Regions from separate parts of the Homo sapiens genome. Here region 2 is linked to region 1. A link is an interaction called in ENCODE POLR2A ChIA-PET data of the cell type or tissue named here. Cell type or tissue: HepG2. All regions are shown on one strand.

What was found. Peaks named below come from ENCODE experiments on the same cell type or tissue, not always from the same donor. Only the 100,000 strongest peaks of a DNase experiment are listed, where the experiment ranks them.
Region 2: POLR2A ChIA-PET joins it to region 1 with 5 read pairs; 1 of 35 experiments calls an interaction of 5 or more read pairs at or near these places.

The regions. Positions count from the first base shown.
Region 1 is chr13:93,960,752-93,965,751 of GRCh38, reverse strand. The region is part of intron 3 of GPC6 (glypican 6); the gene reads right to left. Among named protein-coding and RNA genes, the nearest start is that of GPC6-AS2, 100 kb to the right of the region's middle. In HepG2, no CTCF peak of the experiment used is centred here; a DNase peak (open chromatin) is centred at 2,031.
Region 2 is chr13:94,301,043-94,306,042 of GRCh38, reverse strand. It overlaps GPC6 (glypican 6), which reads right to left. Exons shown (of 9, transcript NM_005708.5): 6 at 1-63. Among named protein-coding and RNA genes, the nearest start is that of GPC6-AS1, 120 kb to the right of the region's middle. In HepG2, no CTCF peak of the experiment used is centred here; DNase peaks (open chromatin) are centred at 822 and 2,282.

The DNA.
Region 1 (5,000 bases):
CTGGTGGCTTGACAAGGGCTCAATGTTCTAAATAGGCTGTCTACACATATCTGGCAGATAACGGACTGGCAGTGAGGACACCTCAGTTCTTCTCCACTGGCCTCTCCAGCAGGCTAGTTCAGTTTACCTCTTGGTGACCAAGTTTTAAGAGGGTGAGACAGAAAGAAGCTACAAGCTCTCTCAAGTCCTCAGCTCAGAAGTCCCATGGCATCACATCTACCATATCCTGCTGGTCAAAGCAAGGTACAAGGTCAACCCAAATAAAAGAGGGAGAAACAGTCTCCTCCTCTTGACCGAATGAATTGCAAAGTATTCGTGGTTATTTATTTATTTATTTATTTGAGATGGAGTCTTGCTCTGTCACCCAGGCTGGAATGCAGTGGCGCAATCTCGGCTCACTGAAAGCTCCACCTCCCGGGTTCATGCCATTCTCCTGCCTCAGCCTCCCGAGTAGCTGGGACTACAGGCGTCTGCCACCATGCCCGGCTAATTTTTTGTATTTTTAGTAGAGAGGGGGTTTCACCGTGTTAGCCAGGATGGTCTCAATCTCCTGACCGTGTGATCTGCCCGCATCAGCCTCCCAATCGTGGTTATTTTTAACTACCAAACTTCCCTTGCTAAAAAAAAAAAAAAAAAAAAAAAAAACAAACTCATAGTGTTTCCCAAATACTTACTAACTTTATATATTTACAAAAACATAATAATTAAGGAGATAATTATTAAACATGAAATGAAAACTATCTTTTTAAATGACTGCTGTCTCTTTTTATATGGTAGCAATAGTATTAAAACTTTCTTCTCTTGATAAGGGCTTTGAGTGTAAGCTATTTTCTGCAATGTGTAGAATGCTACAACATTTTTTATTCCCATGTAGAAGTCAGCGGAACAGAATGAGAATTACTGGAGCCATAATGGAAATGGAAAACTTTGGGCTATTTTCTCTTTCTAGTAGGTGAATAATGCAGTATGATAACAACGCCAGTCACTTCAGAAATAGGAGAAACAACAGAATTTTCACTGTATTGCTTTCAGTCACACTTTTGCCCTCTGGATACTTCTGGAAGACTGGTCAGGAATAAAATACGCTATTCAGAGAAAACACAGTTACATTTTACTATACGCACTACCCACTTCTTAAAAACAAAGTTACACCTTGATCCCATTATTCTTTTAAAATAGGATTTACTGTGCACAAATATTATTGTCTCCCCTCTTTTATCTGTTTTTGATTAGCCCTCCTAGGGGATGATACATCATTAAAGGGTTTTGTGCTGGGCTACTTTAAGTGATTCTGAATATTCTGTTGTGTCAGCTCACTGTAATAAAACCCAGTATTTTAACAGTATTGCTCATCCAGTTGCCATTGATAATAATGGGCTCCTTTTACGGCCTTTTTTTACACTTAAACTAATGCATGATATCATTATGTGTGGACCTCATTTTCCCAGGGTTAGTACCACCACGTTAGTCAAGGAAGCAATGACTGAATTGTCATAGGAGTTACCTTTTTCACTATGCAAGGTTATCAATCTAACATTCACAGCTAAACCTGAAATTCCTTAGGACCCTGTGAGTTCCTTCATCATGGATCATCTTTCTCCATGACCTCTAAAAGTCTTTCTAGTAGATGATCTCATTTTATTTCCAAACAACTAAAGATCAGTTACAAGCATTGTTTCTTTGGTAATACATGAGTGGGGGGAGGTGGAGGAAAAGAAAAACCAGGAAGTGTTGCATCTCGATTGCAAAGTGAGTCATTAGAAAGGATGAAAAAATTGACAGTGTGCCATCTGAAATGATCAAGTTATCAGGGCTGACATTGATACAAAGTCTCCTGATACTTGGAACAAACCAGAATGGTACCAAAGGGCTGAACATGAGCCAGATTTCATTTGTCAGTGGGTTGCTCTTATTTTGACAACATCTTGGTAAAATTGTCACATCTGTTGAAATTCTGTTTGAAAATTAGCTGTAGGAAAGAACACCAAACAATCTTATTTTCACGTATTGTGTACACAAGGATTTTCCTACAATGAGTCATCAGTCACCAGCAACAATGAAATGTCACAACAATTCCAAAGATACCATCTGTCTAACGGAGATGATTTAAAGACAAACATACGCCATTTAGCACAGCTATTTTTTAAATGACCACTGATTAAAATCAAAGCACTTCAGATCTTTTCTGAACTGTTATTAACAGCACTGATATTGGAAAACTACAATTAAAGTGTTACGTATCGATAACATCTGCTAAGACTATAAATGATGTTTATTTAAGCTTCCTCTCTTGAGAACAGCTGACATTTGAAAATGTGGAAGATGTTTGCATCACCTCTGTGTCCTCTCCACCTGGTGTTTACAAAATTTTCCCATCAGAGCCTATATCATTGTACACTTCTATTTTATTCAGTAATCACAAATGAGTAAAAGAGTTTATTTGCAGATTTTGTTCAGTAGCTAAAATATGTGTGGCCATTGCAGAAAAAAAAAATAAAGCTCATCAAGACCATGAAAACCCTTTTCTAAAAGCACTTTTCTCCATGGTTCATGATTTTGTTTACTTAATAATACTCATAGTGATCTTGGAAAATCTAGAGGATTGGGAACAAATCTACAAGAAAAAATAGCCAATTATTCAATTATAAAAGTAATACCTAAGCAGAAAGTAAAGAATATAAAAAAATGCTACACAGCTTAGGAGACTGGTATGCTTCACATAAAAATATGCCATTAAATTTCAGATGCAAAAGGTATTATGAATTCTCCATGATGGATTTTGCTTCAATAAATATTAATGGTGAGATAGAGCTAATCAGAACAACTGTCACACAATATTTGAGAGTTTGGTTACAAGTACCTATTGCCATTGCTGTGAAATATTCCACTCAATCCAACAAAGGTTTATCAGACACCACTGTGTGTGCTTACACACTTTCATCTTTTAGTCATTTTCTGTCCAAAGAGCAAAAAAGCGATCATATTTAATTTATAATAATACATTGAAGCCACTTTATAGTATTTCTTGGGGTGACAGAAACAGCATCTGTATAATAGACTAGCTTGTTATTCTAGGTTTTACCACCTGGATTCAAATTTCAAAGGACATGTTAATCCATGTCACCAAATAATAGAACTTTAAGAATAACTAACACCTATATAAGTATTGTTGTTTATTTATGTGTTTATTCCTTCATGCACTTATTCGTTTCTGTATTCAGTCTTTCGGCAGATATTTCAAGGCTGCTTAGAATGTGGGGCACTGGGTTAGGAACTGGGAGTAGTATGAACAAGAGAGAATCCAGGTTAGAGAAAGAAAAAAAATATATATATATTTTTTGCTAACTACTGTTACTAAATTAAATGATCTGGGGTAACTTTCACAACATCTCTCTTTCTGTATCCTTTCATGCGACCATTCTTATCAATAATTAATTTCAACAAAAGAACCTTATCAAATGCTTAAGGGTTAAAAAGATGCCATTACTTATTCAAGATGAAATATGTTATGCAGGAACTTTGCTGAAGTTGGACTGTCAGCCCTGCTACTATTTTAGGTGAAATGGAATTTACAACCATGTTGTGGGGGACTTATAGTAATGGACTACATTTTATCAGGTAAGCAATATGGTTCAAATACTCACCAGCCGTGTGATCTTAACTTTCCTGAACTTGTTTCTTTAATTGTTAAATGGAGATGATAATATCGACCTGAATGGGCTGTTGTGAGGACTAGGAATGATTTATGTAACATGTTTGGTGAACAGCCTCAGGAATAGTTGAGTCTTGAACAGCAACGAACTACAGATGCTGTTAATATTAGCTTCAAGCTAGGTGAGGCTAGGACGGCTCAAAGATTTTAGTAGAAATGGCTAACTGAACAAATAAACACCTTGGCAATTGCCTAAAATCTCTGCTATTTACATTTATTGTTAAAAAAAAAGGAGGGGAGAAATTTCAACTTAAAATAGCACTAAAACATATGAAGTTGGCTGCACTGCAATCAAACTAAACTTTCAAGTCTCCTCTGAAATTTTAGTAGAAGTTCATCATTTCCTCTATCTTTAAACCATTTACTAAGCTAATGACAAACAATGTCTGGGACATCATGGCCAAATCAAAGCATGCTAATGTTTCCCTTCATCACTAAAAGGAATTGTGATGGTCTATGCATTTCAAAAGCTATTCTGTGTTACTCTGGTATGTCAACAATATAACAATAAATAATGAATCTTTTTTCTTTTGGAAATATATTTCAACTTTTAAAAGTTCAATGGGCTACTTTTAACTTGAATATAAAAAGAGGAAGGTGGAAATACTGATTTTTCATGTAAAGCCATATTTTATCTCAATCACTGCTTCGCATTATTTACTTTCCAAACACCTGGCTGGAGGTAAATGCAACTGTTATTTAAATTTAGAGATTAGTTGCCTCATGTGCAGAATTTTATTATAGGTTTATTTTATTGTTTGGCCAGCCAGTTAAGACTCAAGAGATTATTTATAGGTTCTCATTTCAGATTCTAAATTTCCTCTTAAAATTTAGATTTAAGTAATCTGTTTTAAATGGCATCTAGTGACACCCAACAGGATGCCAAAACAACCAACCAGTTGGGAAGATTAAAAATTCCAGCAATAGGCCAAGTGCGGTGGCTCACGCCTGTAATCCCAGCACTTTGGGAGGCCAAGGCAGGCGGATCACGAGGTCAGGAGATCCAGACCATCCTGGCTAACACGGTGAAACCCCGCCTCTACTAAAAAATACAAAAAAATTAGCCGGACGTGGTGGCGGGTGCCTGTAGTCCCAGCTACTCGGGAGGCTGAGGCAGGAGAATGGCATGAACCTGGGAGGCGGAGCTTGCAGTGAGTCGAGATTGCGCCACTGCACTCTAGCCTGGGCGACAGAGCAAGACTCTGTCTCAAAAAAAAAAAAAAAGAAAAAAAAAAAAATTCCAGCAATAAACTGGTTATATTTTTCTGCATGATGTCAAATAATCCAC
Region 2 (5,000 bases), 340 kb before region 1:
AGGAGCTGAGCGGGCAGATCTGAGGGCTGGAGCAGGTTTGGGCTGACCACATCCCTGAAAGACCTGGAAGAACCATTGAAAAGTAAAAACAGCTATACAATGAGTTTTCTCCTAAATTCATGAAGCAGAAATGTGCAATGCAATGGTGTCCACATTTCTTATGAAACTTTTACCTCCAATAAACTCTAATTTTGAAATGTAAACAAGTATAACCACTAATATAACAGAAAGAATTACCCAGACAGATACACAGTGACCAACTATAATCCCTGACTCATAGTTTCAGCATACACAGTCAATCTTATTATTGGTAGATACATATTTGCAAATTTGCTTACTCATTAAAATTTATTTGTAACCCCAGAATTAATACTCACAGCACTCTCATGGACATAGAGACACAGTGCCAAAAAATCTGAGTCATGTTCCCAGCTGAGGTTGGAGAAGACACTCTCCTTATTTCAGCTCTCAGACTGTAAACAAGTGTTCTCTTTGTGGTCTATGTAGTACAATGTTTTTCACATTTTTGTGCTTTTTCTTGTTGATTTCAATGTTTAAAATGGTCCCCAAGCATCGGGCTGAAGTACTGTCAAGCTTTCCTAACCACAAGATGTGTAATGTGTCTTATAGCAAAAATATGTATGTTAGACAAACTTCAAGCCTGAGTTATAGTGCTATGAGTTCAATGTTAATGAATCAACAATATATATTAAATAAGGTGTCTTTTCACAGAAACACACATAACACAAGGCTACATATTGATTGGTTGATGAAACTGTTGTGCCCAGTGGCTTGCAGGAGCCTAACCTTGTATTTCTCATTGCTGCAACGGTTCAGTATTTGCTAAGTCAATGTTTGCAGTGACTTTATAGAACATAACTACAATAAAGAGAATCAACTGTACTAAAAATAGGGATTGCAATAGTTACTCCACAGGATGATTTCAGGATTAAATGAATTGTATCTCACTTTTACATACTTGAATTTGGCATTCTATAAACATCCGTTTGGGATTCCTGTTATCATGACAAATTATTTCATTGTATAGCACATAAAGCCAAATAATTTCAGTAACTCCCCTTTGAGTAATGAAAATCTCTACTGGAAGAATTCTTTAAAAACACTCTCTTGAGCAGTGGTATAGAAATAGGACAAGCAAATGTGGATGAAATCCATATAATAACAGCTTCCTCTAATTTTGTTGTTGACAGCTGTTCATGTCACAATTAAGATTGCTATGGGAAATCAAACATTGTATTGTAATGATCTTAGAGACTGAGCTGCCAGTTCTTTTCCACAGTGATTTCACTCAGGGTGGTGTGGAGACACTTCCTTTGCTGTTTTTAGAAGCTTTACACTCTGTGCTGGTTATCGAGAGATAATACCTTTACTAGAACTACAGGAAATGCAGTAACATTTTCAGGAAACTTTGATGAAGTTTAACTTTATTCTATTTCTTCCATTTCTCCATAGCAGATGATTTTTCTAGATATTTTTCCTTCAGTAAACTTTTTGGGGTTATTTACATGGGCTGATCCTTAACTTGCATGTAGTATACTTGCAACGCATTCGTTCCAGTTTTGTTATTTCATTCTGTGTTGTCTAACTCTAAAACAACCATTTTTCATCACGCATATGATGTGATTCCACTGAAGTACGCAGAGAGCTCCTGAGTGCCATTCACAATGACAAATTCCGTCTTGAGACACAATTCATTTTGTTTTACCACTACAGCTAATTTTTCTTTTGTTGTATTCAAAAGTTCTCCTTCAACTCAGCATTTTGCAGAGCGGCGGTACTTTGTCTTGGCATTCCTCGAGATTGGTCTTAACACACTATTGATTATTCTTCTCTCACACAATTTCTGAAGCTGATGGTGTAAACCGATGTGATAAAGATAGTGGGCCCTTTTCTCCGTAGTGCCTAAATCACTTCCCTCTGGCAAGGTCGCTGCTGATGGAGGGCATTAACATTTCCAAAGCTCCAGGGATCTGTTGAGTGTGCTATTCTGGATTGCTTTGAAAGTGACAGCTGACTTTTAAAAAATGTAAAGCCTAAGGCGAAACAATACTAACGGCCTTGCTGAGATTTCATGAAGCCATGTACTGAAAGAGTTAATGGACTTTTTAATTCACCCTTTGGGAAAAATGTGGCTCACTGGGTTAAGTTAAATCAAAGAAACACGAATGCCCTGAAAGAATATTAGTGTTCTAGGGAGATATTTCATCATAATGGAAAAACCTCACGTTTGCTGGAATTTTTTTTTTTTTTTTTTTTGGAGGGAGTTAATTATTACAGAACATAGGTTAGTCAATATAGCCTAGTAGCTTTCTGTTATTTAGGTCAGGTTTGGATGTTGAAGATAGCTTCCATGCAGAAATCACTGGGTCTGTGACCAAAACTGAGGAAAACACTGACTTCTAATTACTTTGGAAACAACACCTGGCCACATAATCAGGTGGAGACCTACATAACAATCTGTCACAACAACCTCACATCTTGAAAGCCCCTAAACAGAGATCCTATCATACCCTTAGAAAAACAGAAGTGCCATAAAAGAAACCCTTTAGTGTGGAAGTGAGAGACAGGACTAGCTGGATTTCCTAGGCCGATTAAGAATCCTGAAGCCTAGCTGGGAAGGTGACCGGATCCACCTTTAAACACGAGGCTTGCAACTTAGCTCACACCCGATCAGGTAGTAAAGAGAGCTTAAAATGCTAATTAGGCAAAACAGGAGGTAAAGAAATAGCCAATCATCTATCGCCTAAGAGCACAGGGGGAGGGACAATGATCGGGATATAAACCCAGGCATTCCAGCCAGCAAGGGCTACCCTCTTTGGGTCCCCTCCCATTGTATGGCAGCTCTGTTTTCACTCTATTAAATCTTGCAACTGCACACTCTTCTGGTCTGTGTTTGTTACGGCTGGAGCTGAGCTTTCGCTCACCATCCACCACTGCTGTTTGCTGCCGTTGCAGACCCACTGCTGACTCCCACCCCTCCGGATCCCGCGGGTGTCCACTGTGCTCCTGATCCAGCGAGGTGCCCCTTGCCGCTCCAGATGGGGCTAAAGGCTTGCCATTGTTCCTGCACGGCTAAGTGCCTCGGTTTGTCCTAATTCAGCTAAGCACTAGTCGCTGGATTCCACGGTTCTCTTCCGTGACCCACGGCTTCTAATAGAGCTGTAACACTCACCCCATGGCCCAAGATTCCATTCCTTGGAATCTGTGAGGCCAAGAACCCCAGGTCAGAGATCAAGAGGCTTGTCGCCATCTTGGAAGCCACCCGTGGCCATCTTGGGAGCTCTGGGCGCAAGGACCCCTCCATTACAGAAGTTCCCAGCCTAGGGATCAAGAGCTATTTTTCAGAATTTTACAAAACCTAATGAGAATGGTTTACAAAGGAGTACTTTGCCGTTGTTTTTGCTTAGAAATGATAAAAAAACTTTTGTATTAGTCTTATACTGAGAATATACCTTAACATATATCCATCATATAACTTAGATGACTTACAAAGTAAAAATTAATAATTTGATGTTTAATACATGTGTCTGAATATTTGTGTCCTCCAAGAATTCATAAGTTGAAATCTAATCACAGATGTGATGGAATTAGGAGGTAGGTCCTTTGGGAGGTGATTAGGCTCTACCCTCAAGAATAGGATTAGTGCCCTTATTAAAAAAACAACAACAAATGATCCGGACAGCACCCTTGTCTCATGTGAGGACACAGTGGGAAGGTGCCATCATCTATAAAACACCATGCAGGTCCTCACCAGACATCAAATCTGCTAAAGCCTTGATCTTAGACTTCCCAGCCTCCAGAAATGTGACAAATAAATTTCTGTTTTTCATAAGCCACCCAGTTCATGGCATTGTGTTATAGCAGCCTGAGCAGACTAAGAAGCAAGCAATCTGTTATCCTGAAAAAAGTATTTTTAAAATATGAGAGTCACGAGGTGGGTGACAAAGGAAATTTTTGGGCAGAAAATTTGGACCGTCTCAATTTTCTGAGTTTGCTCTAGCAGCAGTATAGTTAGGCACAGTTTTGTGGCTCATGAAGGCCATGGCTAGGTTAGTATAAGAGACCAGTTAGCCTTTTCCTCAGTGGCTTGGGTATCCCAACATTTTACATTTTGAATAAGGGAAAAAAACAATTGAGAAATAATAATGTGATGGATAGGGCCATAGGTTCAATGAGAGTCAGTAGATCAGTTGGTTATGGCTGGAGATGGAGATTGGGATCATCAGCTTAAAGATGGTACTTAAAGCCCTGAAACTGATTGCATTTACCAAGGACAAGTATATATAGGTGGGCAGATGGATGAGGCTGAGGACAGCCTATTGCCATGCCAACATTTACAGGGTCCTCTCTGAGCCTCAGTTTGCTCGTCTGTCAAATGGGAATAACAATATTATTTACCACACAGATACACTATGATGATAAAGTACAATATGTAAGGCAGAAAAACAGAACCATGTGTCTAGAAAAGTACATACCTGATAGTTAATTTTATCATGCCATAATCTGTATTTTCCAGAAGTTTTGCTTTCTAGATAAGAAAATTTGAAGAAAAAATGTCTGGTCTGATGTTTCTTGTTCTTTTCTTTCTTTTTTTAACCTTTTAAAAATCTTTTAATTTTATTTTAGAGACGGGGTCTCACTCCGTTGCCCAGACTGGAGTGCAATGGCACAAACACAACACCCTGCAGCCTCAATCTCCTGGGCTCAGGCTATCCTCTTGCCTCAGCCTCCCGAGTAGCTGGGACCACAGGTGCATGCCAACCACACCCTGCTAATGGATGTCTCTTAAATGTTTTCCACAAAATATTATTTTAAGGGCAAATGGCTGTTATATAAATCATAGATTCCACCTATTAAAGTTAAATTAGGTAACTTCACAAGGGCTCCATCATGATAACATGTGGTCAGACTCATTGACAGGGAGGATGACATCAGTAGTGTTTCCCAAAACTATTTGACCATGGTTTCCTCATGGGGTT